5 separate regions of the Homo sapiens genome follow, and all the other regions are linked to region 1. The links are chromatin contacts, found by Hi-C in ENCODE. All regions are on one chromosome and are shown on one strand. Each heading gives the region's core, a stretch centred on a gene start or an enhancer-like site at or near the end of the contact. The rest is flanking DNA. Distances are from core to core; before and after follow the strand shown. Region 1 holds the start of SINHCAF (SIN3-HDAC complex associated factor). Region 2 holds the start of FGFR1OP2 (FGFR1 oncogene partner 2). Region 3 holds the start of TM7SF3 (transmembrane 7 superfamily member 3). Region 4 holds the start of BMAL2 (basic helix-loop-helix ARNT like 2). Region 5 holds the start of MRPS35-DT (MRPS35 divergent transcript).

Evidence for each region. Hi-C counts contacts between places; a loop is a spot of excess contacts on that map. Pooled maps may share reads with other maps.
Region 2: a loop to region 1 is called in a map of CD8-positive, alpha-beta T cell, with 6 times the contacts of the local background. The contact joins the promoter of FGFR1OP2 here to the promoter of SINHCAF in region 1. A Hi-C loop is called at or near these places in 3 of 168 maps with a recorded cell type or tissue (CD4-positive, alpha-beta memory T cell, CD8-positive, alpha-beta T cell and naive thymus-derived CD4-positive, alpha-beta T cell) and 12 of 50 pooled maps.
Region 3: a loop to region 1 is called in a map of B cell, with 22 times the contacts of the local background. The contact joins the promoter of TM7SF3 here to the promoter of SINHCAF in region 1. A Hi-C loop is called at or near these places in 4 of 168 maps with a recorded cell type or tissue (B cell, CD8-positive, alpha-beta T cell and naive thymus-derived CD4-positive, alpha-beta T cell) and 8 of 50 pooled maps.
Region 4: a map with no recorded cell type shows a loop between it and region 1 (18-fold over the local background). The contact joins the promoter of BMAL2 here to the promoter of SINHCAF in region 1. A Hi-C loop is called at or near these places in 2 of 37 single-sample maps with no recorded cell type and 5 of 50 pooled maps.
Region 5: a map of CD4-positive, alpha-beta T cell shows a loop between it and region 1 (7-fold over the local background). The contact joins the promoter of MRPS35-DT here to the promoter of SINHCAF in region 1. A Hi-C loop is called at or near these places in 2 of 168 maps with a recorded cell type or tissue (CD4-positive, alpha-beta T cell and naive thymus-derived CD4-positive, alpha-beta T cell) and 6 of 50 pooled maps.

What each region holds. Positions count from the first base shown.
Region 1 is chr12:31,324,722-31,327,523 of GRCh38, forward strand. SINHCAF (SIN3-HDAC complex associated factor) reads right to left here and starts at 1,429. Exons shown (of 6, transcript NM_001135812.2): 1 at 1,303-1,429. It overlaps FLJ13224 (a long non-coding RNA gene), which reads left to right. Exons shown (of 1, transcript NR_026806.1): 1 at 1-1,224. RefSeq lists an enhancer at 518-1,449.
Region 2 is chr12:26,937,138-26,939,939 of GRCh38, forward strand. It overlaps FGFR1OP2 (FGFR1 oncogene partner 2), which reads left to right and starts at 1,333. Exons shown (of 7, transcript NM_015633.3): 1 at 1,333-1,573. It overlaps INTS13 (integrator complex subunit 13), which reads right to left and starts at 844. Exons shown (of 17, transcript NM_018164.3): 1 at 659-844. RefSeq lists enhancers at 1,149-1,658, 1,387-1,436, 1,659-2,167 and a silencer at 1,697-1,766.
Region 3 is chr12:27,012,993-27,015,794 of GRCh38, forward strand. TM7SF3 (transmembrane 7 superfamily member 3) reads right to left here and starts at 1,392. Exons shown (of 12, transcript NM_016551.3): 1 at 1,086-1,392. The coding sequence starts at 1,176. RefSeq lists a silencer at 1,085-1,584.
Region 4 is chr12:27,331,359-27,334,160 of GRCh38, forward strand. It overlaps BMAL2 (basic helix-loop-helix ARNT like 2), which reads left to right and starts at 1,478. Exons shown (of 17, transcript NM_020183.6): 1 at 1,478-1,745. The coding sequence starts at 1,715. It overlaps LOC124902906 (a long non-coding RNA gene), which reads right to left and starts at 1,439. Exons shown (of 2, transcript XR_007063255.1): 1 at 1,264-1,439. RefSeq lists silencers at 1,362-1,831, 1,852-1,971.
Region 5 is chr12:27,709,420-27,712,221 of GRCh38, forward strand. It overlaps MRPS35-DT (MRPS35 divergent transcript), which reads right to left and starts at 1,328. Exons shown (of 5, transcript XR_001749448.2): 1 at 1,244-1,328. It overlaps MRPS35 (mitochondrial ribosomal protein S35), which reads left to right and starts at 1,413. Exons shown (of 8, transcript NM_021821.4): 1 at 1,413-1,536. The coding sequence starts at 1,425. RefSeq lists enhancers at 844-923, 954-1,033, 1,044-1,833.

The sequences.
Region 1 (2,802 bases), core at 179-2,678:
GGACACTGGACGATCACCCTGGGTAGGGGTCCGGACCCCGCGCCCCGAAGAGTCCGGAGCCTGGCCCCCCGACCCTCCCCTCGGGAGCAGGCCCATTTAATCAAAGTTTTGCAGTGTCCTTGATGAGAAACGCCCGGAGTATCCGCCCCGCACGGGCGGAGAGTTGGCGACTTTCACTCTGCTTTTTAAACTGGCAAGACGCCATCATCAGCAAACCACATTGTCCTGCCGGCCGGACCTGCCCGACGGCGGCCGCATCCCACGGCTCACGCGGGGCTGGACATTCGGACAAGGACCAGGGTCGCAGCCCGAAGCACGTGGTCTGTCACGTAGAGCACAAAAAGCAGTGCCCTGCGGAGTTCACTGACTCCCGCGGCGTACACAACGCCGCCGCCTCCATCTCCAGCCAAGTTGGCTTCCCTGGCCATCTTACAGCGCGGACGGCCGCCCATAAACGGGAAGCCCTCGCGGTGTCGCCCACACCTACGCTACAGGTGAACGCACCGGGAGCAAAACTTCGGGCTCCGAAAGCACCCCGGACACCAGAGGCTCTTGGGCGCGGTCCGAAGAGGGCAGGCGAGTGGAAGACGGGCTGTTTTTAAGCGACCGCGTGTTGCTCTCATTGTCGCATCCGCATCCCTCCGGAGTTGAGCAAACAACGCCACGCCGCGTGCGCTCCGGCAGAGCCCAGCACTGACCCCCAAAGGCCGATTTAAAGACCCTCGGCCGCCAGCTCGGAAGCGGATGGCAACTTAGTTTCCGAGCGAATGGCGTTTATTGTCCACCCTAGTCCGAGGGCTGCAGTCAACTAAACCACGAGGTTTCACAACGGCGCCCGACCCTGCCCGCGCCTCGCGCCCACGCGGACGCACCGACCCCGGCCGCTGCGCGGTGGCCAACGAGTCGCTTTCCTCTCGGGCCTTTCGGCCGCCGGGCTCCTTTCCGCGAGAGAACACTGCGGCGGAGAAAAGTCATTGTCACCTTCAACGTGGATCCCTCAACTCCGGCGACTCCTCAATTATGCCCAGGCTCCACTCACTTCCCCGCCCCGAGACTTTCGGTTTGCCTCAAATACCCTCCCCAATTAATAAATACACACTAAACACGAGCGTACCAAAGAACCTGGGGTCTGAAGATCACGAAAACAGCGCTCCCAACAATGCCACCTCCAAGACAAAACTTCCTGTGTGTATGTGGAAGGACGGGGGGAGGTGGGTGGAGGTGAAAAGAGAAAAAAAAAAACACTGAAATCAAAGCCTCGTGAGACAGTTTTGCACTAGAAGCATGGTGAGAGTCACTCACCTTCCAAAAGCAGCCGTTCCACGCGCAATAATGTCCCCGAGGTGCGGAGTGCACGCCAGGCCAGTCCCCCTCAAGCGCTCCCTCCTCCTCAACTGCCTTGTCTAGAAAGATAGTCTCCTGCAGTTCTGCAGTTGCTACCGCTGGCCGGGAAGGTGTAGATTCCGCTTTCCCTCTGCGCACGCGCGGCTCCCGGCACAAAATTCTCTTGAATCGAACTTATTTGCATACGGGCGCGCGCACGTTGCGGGCTGGGAGGGGGAGAAGTCCCGGCGACCGCGCGCGCTCCCGAGGCCTCTATTGTCCTTTTAAGGGGAGAAGCTCCGCGGCGCGGGAAACGCGGCGGCCAGAGGGAAACGGGGGCGGGGACTGCTTACTACGGCGGACGTCACATAAACAAACGCCCCCCCCCCCGGCTGCAGGCCGCGGCGGAGAGGGAGAGGCGAGGTGGGAAAGGGAAAGGTTAGCAACTGAGGGGAGGGCTGCGCTGCTTGGCGTGTTTTCCGCCCCCGAAGTTGTTAGGGGCACCATTGAGCGCTGAAAAATTGTTCTGAAAGCTGCTTTTGCAAAATTCTCACACCTGTCCCCACTGTCGGTGACAGAGGAGGTGGTCTTGTAAGCACCCAGACTGAATTTATACTAATCCCACGTTTCCTAAATTTTGTTTGAAGTTAGGTTTTTGAAGCTTGTAAAAAAAAAATCCTCTGGGGCCAGCAAAGGTTTAGTTTTTGTGCAGTTGTAATGAGTCGTTTAATAAAGTCCCATTTTAACACCCTAGCCATTCGCTAACTCCCGCTTGCCCTTCTCAAATAGTAACCCAACCCATAACAATCCAGTTTTTTCCTCCACTTCGGCCTTAAGATTTCAAGTCTCTCCGAATTGAATGATTGTTAATTTCCGTGGGAACAGTGCCGCTTTCTTTAAAAGACTAGGCATTGGAAAGCCAATAACCTAGGGACAGGCATACCTCCTCTAGCAGCTTGTAAAGGGTGTTCCACTCACCCAGAAATAATTCCAGTAACTGGTGGTCTTGGGAATGGAAAAAATAACGAGTGACGTACAGACTTTTCAATGCAGAATATGTAATAATTCAACAATCTAAGCGCTTTCTAGACTCCGGAAGAAAAAAACTGAAGTAACTCTTCTCAGATTGATAAGAGGAAAATGAAAACCGAATGATTGATTCGCCTTTGTCCCAAGGACACACTTAACACCAACAGGCAGAAACCCGGGGTTAATGATAGAGGGTGGGGAGAGAGGAAGGATGTTTTTCCCAGAAACTTGATATTGGTCCCAAGTTACAAAAGTGTGAAAATCAACCATAAAACTTAATCATCTGCTGACACGTTTCGCTGCTTTCACTGCAGTGTCAACAATACAGATTTAAATAGTTACTTCTGAAATGTTAATTTAATTCAACAGGCAATTCCTAGTACATACAGTATAAACCCACTTCTGAACTCCTCAACTAATACTTCTTTATTTTTCTTTAGGTTCTGTAAC
Region 2 (2,802 bases), core at 83-2,582, 4.4 Mb before region 1:
TACGAAACATAAGTGACAAAGACTCTTGAAATACAACTTTATGATCCTTGCTAATTGACATTAGTCACATATAAACCCCAAGCCAGCATTTTTGCACTTCCCTCCAAGAAAAACGTTTGAAGGGGGACTGGCGGGTAGGGGTGCGGAATTAACAGGAAAGAGGAGTGACAGCAAAAGAAAAGGCCAAAACAAAGATAAACATCTCCTAAGATAACCGCACATCAGGTCTTCGCCTTAGGATAAGGACCCCAACTTCACACTCTCCCCTTAGCTTTTGAAACATCACAGTAATTTACCAGGTAGAGCAGAAAAACTTAGTTGTTACCATCACACTGGTGTGTAGAAGGAAATTTAAAACTTTTAAAACTTTTTCTTATTAAAACAGAGCATACGGTACTCCCCTGCTTCGCTAACAAAATCTTATACTGAATAGACAATCCACATTCGAAAAGCACATGGCAAGCAAAGCCAAAGTGTTAAATCAAAACGAACTGATTTCTTACGATCCAGCTATTTTCACCTCTTGCTTTCAAGACGCATCTCCCCTTCATGCAAAACTCTCTTTGAGAAACCTTCTAGACCCACTTTGCTGGAGGGTGGGGGGTGGAAAATACAAGGTGAGTGGATAGGGAAGACCTCAGGATCGAGGTTCGCTTACTTTCGTGCCTGGTCCTGCAGTGAAAACGAACAGAGGCTATGGACCACAGCCTCTCTGGAAAAGGCTGCTGGCTGGGCGGGGAGAGTCAGCGCACAGTCGGGAGTGTCTGGTGCCACAGACAGGGGACTATGCTTTCCCCGATCATCTCCTAGCACACCGGTCCTTCCCAGGCTTCCTAAGAGCAGGAGCGCGCGTGCGCGTGCACACACACACACGCACTCGGGCTCGCGCGTGCGCACAGCGCTCTCCGATAGCCCGGCCAAGCCTCCCTTCCCCCTCGTAGGGCCAGGCGTCCCAGTCGCCGAACAGGAAGAGGGCGGGGCCAAGGAGGAAAAAAAAAGCCTCCACCCCTCGAGATTTTCCACCCGCTAATTTTCCCAGTCACCCATTGGGAAGCAGGATCTGGGCGACCTGAAAGCCTCCCCAACAGCGAAGTACCAACCACGGCCCCCTAAGCGTACGACCCACCCACCCGGTCTCCCCTTCTCTGTCTCTCCACCCAGGCCGGTTTCCCCTGGAAAAACTCGCGAGACTTTGCGAGAGGCCGAGCGAAAGCCTGGGAAGGGAGGAATAGGGAGGGACATAGAAGGGCCCCGCCCTGCCTTCTGGGGCAAAGCGGAGAGTGGTCGGTTCTGCCCCACAGTAACGCGAGGAAAGAAATCTCGCGAGGCTGGAGTTCTCCGGGAGCGCCGGTCGGAGGCGGTCGGCGGAGGTGTCTACCCCGCCGGTGATGGCGTTGAACGCCACTGGCTTCCCGGCCTTCCGTCCGCTGCCTCCGTCCGATTCTGCGTCTGCTTGCTGAGGAGGCGGATTAGGGGGGCGCGGAGTCTCTTCCCTTGAGTGCATAGGTCCCGGTTGGTAGAGGGTTTGAGTCCGCATCGCCACAGCTGAAGGCTGCGAGGGACTAAGAGCAGAGTAAGTGGACTAAATCCAGGGACGGGAGCAGGGGTGGGCGAGTCGGAGGCGTCCTTTGCCGGGGCAGTCCTTCGCCGGGGCCGGTGCCTTGCGCCTCTTGAACCACCGGCGCCCGGCCCTGTCCGCTTCCCGCCGCGGGCTCCCTGCTCCTGGGAGCCGGACTTCCTCTCCGCGCCCCCCGACTCCGAGCTCCTCTTAATGGAGATGCGGTGCGGAAAGTTCAATGAAAAGCCTTGGCTCTAACCCTGTGGACACACCTTCCGTATCTGCTTTCATCCTGCCTTACCCACCTGCGAGTTCACCACCGGACGGGGGACCCTTTCAGTCACCTGTTTGCAGCGTTTAATGAAGATAACTTGTTTCTTGAAACTGCTCTCCAAGGGGTATTACTCTTTTCTGGTTCTCTTCCTGCCTTTCTTCTCTATCCCATCTCTGATAATGGTTCCAGTATCTGTCCTGCTATCCGAACTAGAAAACCAGGAATCATCATTGGTTCTTCATTTCCACTTAACACTGCACTGTATTATTTTTTTTTTCGCCAGAATTAGTGCGGTTGCCCCCTCTGCCCCCCGCCCTCCACTGGTTTCCCTACTATAATCCTTCCATAGAGTTATTCTGAAATACATATTTATCTCTGTCCTTTCCTTAAACTTTTTAGTAACCGTATTGCTGACAGCATCAAATCCTAATTGTTAAGCACATCATCATTCAGGATCTTTTACAGTCTGCCCCAATCCATTTTACCTTTTAGTCCTGCTTTAATATCCTACCATACAAGACTATACTGGCTATTTCCCCAAACATGCCATGCGCTTTGACAGCTCTGTACTTTTGTACGTGCGGATGTCTAGGATGTTTACTGTTCCTCTATTTTACCACCTGTCAAAACCCAATTCATAAATCATTGTCTTCTCAGACTCCCCCAGGTGACATTGATACCGCTGTGCTCCCAACGCATTTGAAACTTTTCTTCTGCAGTATTTATTAGGTTGTATTATTTGTTTCTGTCTCTCCTGCCAATTTGAACCTGGGTCTGTCTGGAATCATGTCTTACTCATCTCTGAGAAAAAGTCCAGTACTTGGCACATAGCAAGCATTATTTATATATACATATGTATGTTTATTGAAATGGAATAGTTCTAAGGAATTCACCGTAAGAGTTCTTCATCCTTTAAAATCATAGAATTTTGGGCCAGAAGGAACTCTGTACATTAGCTTAAAGGTCCCGA
Region 3 (2,802 bases), core at 142-2,641, 4.3 Mb before region 1:
GTCAAAAAAAAAAAAAAAAAAAGTCACCTGAAATCATCAAAAATGGTGTACTCATAGGGAGCCAAGCCCGGGCATGTTGCTTCTTGGCTCCCACAGGTGAATTTGAAGTGGCAATAGAACTTCGTTGATTCTTGTTTTTCTCATTTTAGTTTTACTCTCTATTAAATTGTTATTTTTTACAGTTCATTTATGGATGACAAGTTATTTCCTGTTGGTAGCTGCAATGATTGGGAATTTTGTGATCTCTGTAAACGAATTAATATCTCATAGAGATCTATTTCCTGTTGGATATGAGACAACAGAGAACACAGTTTTTGTCCATTTGTCTTTTTTAAGGTCAAATCGATTAGAAATTTCTTGCCCTCAAGTAAGGAGAACAACTCTGATACCTGGACTGGCAAGCTTTTGTGTTTCTGTGTTTATTTTTCATTTGTGGCTGAACTTGTAGAATTGAGGGTATACACATTCTATCTGTATGTCTATGTATCTGTAATTCAGAAAGTCCTTTATTTCTCATTGTGAGTATGGAATGTTTTCCTGTCTCCAGATGGTATTAATAAATTAGATGGTAAAGGCTCTTTAAAAATAAAGCCTCATTATGGGTTCATTTTCCCTCTCAAACTCTGTAGAACATAACCAGTTTGAAAAGCCTCTAGATTTGGGGGTGTAAAAATTCCATGCAGCTTGAGAGCCATCAGTCATTAAGCCGCTAGTTCCACCCCAAGTCTTGCTGTCCAGAAGCTCAGACAGTCCACTGGGCAGCAAAGAGGCGCTTTAGTAAGTTGAATTAAAGCCACAAACATGGCTGCTCCCTAAGGGAGATAATACTGTGTTAAAAAAAGAGAATTATTTATCTCTTCCCATTTCCTCCGCTAAATGAGGAGGTTAATAGTAAGACCTCCTTAGCCATGAGTGTTTCCGCTGCAGGAAACACCATTCGTGCCGGTTCTGGACTCACCACCCAGCGTGTACCAACGCCCCCAGCACCATCTCCCTGCTAGGCTGACAGACCCCTGGCGGATTTTGACCTCGCAAGAAATGCAAAAGCAACTTTGGGTTGCAGAAGCCAGGCGCCCCGACCTTACCCTCGCTGGAATTCCCGAAGACCTCGGCTGCACCAGCCACCCGGTGTTCGGATGCCAGCACCGCTACGACCAGCAGCTGCAGGAACCCCATTGCTGCCTGGGCCGGGCTGGGCCCACGCCAGGGCTGGGGAGAGGTGCGGGCGTGCGCGCCGGGGCCCCGCAGCCTCGCCCACGCTATCCCGGGGCGCCCGCATCGGGCGCCATCGCCCGCCAGGTGCAGACGCTTCGCACCTGCCAGCTCCGCAGCCGCCGGCGCGCGCCCCGCCGAACTCCTAGCCCCAGCGAGAGGTTTCCTCTTCCGGCACCTGACCCCCAACGCGCGTTCCCGCGCCTCCTCCCGGGCTCTCGCTGCGTCACAGCGGCGGGTCTCTGGGCGCGGGCGGCGCTGGGGCGTTTCCAGGCAGCGCGCGCCTCCTGCCGGCGCGCGGGGAACGCGCAGCCTGCGGTGCTCCCGGGAGCCCCCAGGAAGTCCTGGCTTGAGGCCCGGTCTTGCCCCACTTTTATCTCACCAAGTAGGCAAACCCACTGTGAAAGTACAAAATAACTTTCTGTTGCGGACTAACGTCGCCAGGCTCCTGTTTCCGTGTTTAACGGCCCTTTACAACAGCAAAAAAGAGGAATCAGTTGCTAAAAACACAATTGAAGGTTATTTCCCCCGGTAGCAATTGTCTTCGCTGCTGAGGCTTATGTTAGCATAAAAATGCCAGGAGAATGCTGTTTGTGTAGTGGTTACCGCACTAGTCATAAGCACTACATTTAAAAGTAGTTTCGTTTTCTCTAAGCGAAATATCCTCGAAGACACGGCCTTGGTCTGAACTTCGTCTCAAGTCTCATACCTGAGTGCTGTTTGAGGGACAGTAGTCCATGTGACAGATGGCTCATCGATGATGTGGAATTAGACGCATAGACTTAACGTTATTTGGGGAGGATTGTCTTGCTTTCCTTCCCTGGTTTTAATTTTTTTCACTTATATATTTTGATGAGCAACTTATAGCTTGGAAATTACATGTTCAGTTAGTCCACTACTAAGCTAACAATATATAGCTGTGACCATAATGTGAAGAAGTGTTAAAGACAAAATTATTCAATGATACTTGTTAAAGCACCGAACGAAGACTATTGAGGACTGTCTCAATTGGCATAGGGACCACTGCAACTGGGTCTTGCAGTGGGGAAGAGGGACTGGGCTCAACTCCGAATACAGCGTGGGCAAGAGGGAATTTATAGCCAACCAGCAGTATGGAGTTCAGTGGATGGAAAATTACTAAGAGGAAGCATCAGAGGTAAGGGGCATTTGGTGAAACTGACCTAACAGGACTTCTGAAGACATAACATCACCTGGGGGATGGTGCAGGGTGAGAAAACTGATTAGATATGGAGGAAAGGGGGTTCTTTGCTAAAACTGGATTTTTACAAAGAAGTGCACAGATGGACCTAGCAGAAGATTCAGAAGCCGTACTAGAGTTTGGCCAAGCAAATAATCTTTGTCATAGGCACAATTCTTTCTCTGCTTTCCCACTGCCTGGTCCAAATTTTCACACCTTTGGTAGCACTATCTATTTCTGTAGTGCTTATTCACTCTCCCACATGCCCCTATTCCTATAACCCTCAGTAGATGAAATCCAAGGAAGATGAAAGGGACAATTATGATAAGGGTAGCATCTGAATCAGTGGATGGATTATTCAATAAATTGTGTTCTTAACTGATTAGCTGCAC
Region 4 (2,802 bases), core at 228-2,727, 4.0 Mb before region 1:
GAGCAGTAAGGGGAATACCTATTAAGCAATGAAAGGGTTGTGCCCCATGGAATGCTGTAGGTCGGCTTTGTTTGTGCATTATTACCCTTCCTGCTTTCGTATTTTAGATTCTGGATTCCCCTTCTCTTGCTTTCAGGCTTTGGTGGAAGTGAATCATCGTTTCTAAGAAACGGGGACTGCAATGATTCACAGGCAAGCTTACTGGACACCACAATAGGAACTCCTAAGAAGGAGACCTAACTTTTATGGTCTTGCTTCTACTATCTACTAGCTGAGTGATCCTGGCCAAAATACTCGACATCTCTGAACTTCTGTTTCTCTACTAAGACAGGAATTAAGAAAGAGGTTGTGAGGCTCACTGAGCCGATAAGGGGGAAAATGCATTGTAAGCAAGGCCATGTATAGAATAGTATTTACATTTTAACCCAGATCTTAAAGCCCAGGTCTAATTAATTCTACCTGTTACCCCTTGGTAAACCACCTCAAAATAGTGTACACTTGTCTGGAAAGCCAAGGTTTGATCACATTCGGGAAACCCTGTATGGAATTACTGTTTCTAGCTGCCAGGAGAAGTTGGTGTTGGTAGAATTTGGGGTGGAGTTCCAAGTCAAAGCTAGGAATGAGACGTTTCAAGACTGGTTTTGATTAGGGATGTGTCTTGGTGTGTGTTGAGGACAGCACAGTTTTCAGCACGTCTCCCTTACCTCTAAAGTCCTAGCCCCTGCTTAAGCCTGCAACAGTTTTCTCCTGTCATGCCCACTTCTGCTTGGGAACACACTTCCAAACCCTCTGCCCAGCCTCTCACAATGGCCCTAAGTACTGCCCTGAGGACACATAAGGTGCTGGTTAAGACGTTGGAATTGAGTCCTTGTAGGAAAGTTATTACCTTTAGGCTGGTTGCAAAGTTTGATTTGGTGTCTTCTCTACTGTGACTTTCCTTTACTTACTTCTACTAGATTACCAAGGAATGGGTCTAGGGACCAGTGGGAGGGCAGCAAACCAGTGTATTCTAGACACGTGGCCATAGGATGTAGGGCTGTCAAGTGATGCCCAAAAGATCTTGTTTCTGGATTTACCCAACCGTTCCAGGAGGCAAAACGGCTTCCTCGGGACCCTCTCTCTGTCATCTACACTCTCGTCTCTGCAGCTAAGCCCTTCCTTAAGCAGAAAAGAGCAGGGTCTCTCGTCCAGCACCCTCCTCCCCAACCCTAGCCCCGTGCCCTCCGCTAACCCACCGTGCAATTATCTTCATTCATCCTTTACCTTTGCCCCGAGGGTCTAACAACTGCAATCTTCGGAATGCTGGGACAAAGCTTACTATGAGCATGGAAGCCTGTTTTCAATAGGGTGGTTGCTAGAAGGACTCAACTGGCCTTTTAGTGCTTTGCTGCTCGCGGGAGGGCTCGGCGGGGCGGTGTCCGCAGCGACTCCGCCCTTGGCCCGGGTCTCTTTCCCGCCGGGAAGCCCCGCGGCGCCCAGAGCGGCGGGCGGCTGGCTCCAGTCCGCATGCTCAGTAGCTGCTGCCGGCCGGGCTGCGGGGCGGCGTCCCGTGCGCGCCTACGGGCTGCGGTGGCGGCCGCCGCGGCACCCGGCAGGGCCCGCCAGTCCCCGCTTCCCTGCTCCAGAGCCGCCGCCTGGGCCGGGGCAGGGCGGGCCCGGGGCTCCTCCATGCTGCCAGCCGCGGGGCTGCGGAGCCGACCAAGTGGCTCCTGCGATGGCGGCGGAAGAGGAGGCTGCGGCGGGAGGTGAGGTTGCCGGTGGCGAGGCGACGGCCCCAGGTGGGCGCGCGGCGTCTGACGCGCTGGGGGCGTCCCCGCGACGCCAGGTCTGCCCCCGCTGCCCCGAGGGAAGCGCCCGCGCCTGTCCTCTCGGGCCGGAGCATCGCCTCCGAGGGGCGGTGGGACAAGGCCGCCCCGTGGGGCACAGGTGCGGCGCGGCGCCCGGCGCGTCCTCCCGGGGAGCGGGACGCGGGGAGGGGAGCTGGGGTCGCCGCCGGCGCTCAGGACGCGGTGTCTTGGTCCCGGGCCGGGCGCATTGGCGAAAGGGAGCCAGCGGGGGACCTTGCACCCGGCGCTGGGAGCATCCGCCTCCACCCACTGCTGGGCGCCCGCGTCGGCGTCGGCATGGCATGCACTGCTGCGGGGACTTCCTATATTTCTTCTTTCTTTTGTGTAAACCAGTTGTCAGCAGCCTCGGACCTAGCCCGGTTCCTGTGAACCCCTCCCCTCTGAGCTGATAATACTCGCGGCTTCCCGGCTTGAACCGCTGCCCCGCGGTGGAGCGCGCAGGTGGGCAGGTGCGCGTGGACGCGGGGCCACACTCCGGGATCGCAGCCCGCTCCGCGACAGCCCTCCATAAGCGACAGGCGGCTCGTGTCTTTCACCGCTGAAGCTTCAGGAAAGCCGTCAGTGGAGTTAGCTTGTTCGATTATGTATTTCTGTGGTATTTTTGTGAATGGAGTTGGAAGTTTGCGGTGCTTTTTCCTTCTCGCTAGTATTCACTGGCAGTATTCTGTAGTTCCTTACAACGGGGCCTTTGGGACCACTGCTCACAATTACGGAATGAATACAAAATAGCTGTTGTTTAAGACAAATGAGAGGCAGGAAAACAGAAATAACTGAAGGAAGACTGGCAGAGAAGTTCAGGGAAGCAGTTAATTCTCCCCTTTCCTTTTGGAATAAGATGATAGAGTTTTAGATTCTTCTCTGAAATAAGGCAATGAGAGGAGGTGGCTTTCGAAATTCTAATATAATTGTGGGAATTTACATCATGGGGCGATTTCAGAAATTCGATCATTTGAAT
Region 5 (2,802 bases), core at 78-2,577, 3.6 Mb before region 1:
ATAGCAAGACCCCCAACTCTACAAAAAACTTAAAAATAGAAAAAATAGGCCAGGTGCAGTAGCTCACGCCTGTAGTCCTATCACTTTTTTGGGAGGCCAAGGCAGGAGGATCGCTTGAACCCAAGAGTTTGAGACCAGCCCTGGCAACACTGTGAGACCTCATCTCTGGAAAAACAATTTTTTTTTTAATTAGCTGGGTGTGGTGGTGCGTGCCTGTAGCCTCAGCTACTTGAAAGGCTGAGGTAGGAGGATCACTTGAGCCTGGGAGGTCAAGGCTGCAGTGGGCCATGGTCCTGCTACCACATTCCAGCCTAGCAACAGAGCAAGACTCTGTCTCAAAAATAATAATAATTAATTAATTAATTAAAATAATTTTTAAAATAAAGAGAAAATAGAGAATTTATTTTATTTTATTTTATTTTTGAGGCGGAGTTTTGCTTTTATTGCCCAGGCTGGAGTGCAATGGCGCGATCTCGGCTCATCGCAACCTCTGCCTCCCGGGTTCATGCGATTCTTCTCTCGAGTAGCTGGGATTACAGGCATGTGCCACCACACCCGGCTAATTTTGTATTTTTAGTAGAGACCAGGTTTCTCCATGTTGGTCAGGCTGGTCCCAAACTCCTGACCTCAGGTGATCCACCCGCCTCGGGATCCCAAAGTGCTGGGATTACAGGCGCGAGCCACCGCGTCCGGCCGAGAATTGTTTTATTAAGGCTTGTATGTTAATTCATCCTACCGTAGAAAATTTAAGAGTGTTCATTAAAAGTTTATTTTCTAGGTCCTGATGAGTTCTGACTTTCTGTAATTCTAAGCTGATCTAACAACAAGCTAACCATATATAGCTAAAAGTTATAGGCTACGTACACGCGGTGTTCACTGTATGCCAACGCTGTACACAAATATTTGTCTATGCTAACTTGTCTGAGATCATACATCCCAGAAGTGGTGAAGTCAAGTTTGAAACCCAAGCACTCTGGCTCGGGATACTGCTTCTCTCCCCTTAGCGCATATTACTGGCATTAGTTGAAGACTTCTTTAATCCAAGTAAATGTAGAAAAGCAACAATTATAAATAACAAGAGTCCCTCGGGTAGACCGCCTGACTCTCGGATCAACTGAGGTTCCACCCAGAGCACGCCCGCCTTCAGTGAGCCGCAACCCCTATCCCTACGGTCTTTATCTGCAATTCTCTACGAACTGATTCACTCGATTTTTAAGGATTTTTTTTGTTTTCTTTTCATTACTTCTTTCAGTTTGGGGGAATCTTCCTGCACATTTGACTCGGCTCTGAGTGCGCAGACCAACGTGTTTCCTCTTTCTCCAGCCTAGGGCGGTGCCAGCCCAGGGAGCCTGCGCTTAGCGGCCCCAGGCCCGCCCCTGACACTGAACGCCGCTTGTCCCCTCCGGCTTGCCGTCCTCGCAGCCATGGCGGCCGCCGCGCTCCCAGCATGGCTGTCTCTGCAGTCGAGGGCAAGGACTCTGCGTGCATTCTCCACTGCCGTCTACTCGGCCACTCCGGTCCCGACACCTAGCCTGCGTGAGTGTCTGTCTCGTCTTCTCTGGGCTTTGGGGGAGGTGCAAGAGCGGAATACCGGCCTCATGAAGGGTGCCGCGGTGGCTGAGCCAGCGCCGCCCGGGGGAGGCCAGTGCGTCCGCTGCCAGGCCCGTCTGGTAGGAAAACCATGGACGTGGGTCTGTGCTCTGCACCCGCGTTGCCCGGCTTCTAGCCGCCTGTTTCTGCCCTGGGTGCTCTGGGAGTTTGCTCAGAAAGCTTACATCCCCCTTCCCCGTGACCTGCTCCTGTGTTGCCCCCGTCCACAGCCCCTGGCACAGGTTACTGGTGCTGTGTTGTTTATCGGGCATCGGCGCTGTTGAACCATGGATTTCCCCAAACATTAAGAGAGTCATACGGCTGTGCTAGGACAAATTGCTGCTCTGAATTCCAGGCCACCAAATGGGCGGCCTTCATTCAACAGGCGTTGATGACCTCCATTTAACAGAGATTGTAGGGATGCTTGATAGCGTGCTTACCCCGGAGGACTCTAGTGGAAAATACAGATTTATTAGCGGAGAAGTGCTATGTAGGGTGAGAGGCGCTGTGATAGAAGTGTGGCTAGAATGACGGGAGCGTTGAGGAGGAGCTGGCGTGAGTCTAATCAATAGGCGGATCCTACCTGTGCTACTTCCTGTTATATCTCTAATTTACTCTCCTCATACTACCAACTATCTAGTTCAGGTGACCATCTCATTTCTACAAGTTTTTTTTCCGTTTCCTGTTTCCCCTCTTGCTCTCCTACATTGAATTCTCAAAACAGCCAAATGAGGTTTTCAAAATTTAGATCTTGTCTTGCTGCTCTCATGTTCAAGATCTACAAATGGTTTCCCATTGTTTTCAGATAAACTATAAATACATTAATCCTTCATACTGGCTCTTCATAGGTCTAATAATTGTCTATTTTTAAATTTTCATTCTTAAATTCTTGGAATACTTAACTCCTATTGTATACCATGCAGTGTTCTAGACACTCACCGGAGATACGGCAAGGTGGGGAAGTCAATAGTATAAACAACCAAACAACTAAATAAGATGTCAGATAGGGTTTAATGCTTTGAAGAAAAATAAAGTAGAGTATTGAGAATGATGGATTTGGGGGGAGTAGTGGCCACAGGATGGTCAGGAAAGATCTTTCTGAGGAAGTGACATTTGAACAGGGCCCCAAGCCATGCAGAGATATGGGGAAAGAGCCTTTGGGGTATGGGGAACTATAAGTGCAAAGGCCAAAAGTTGAGAACAATCTGAGGG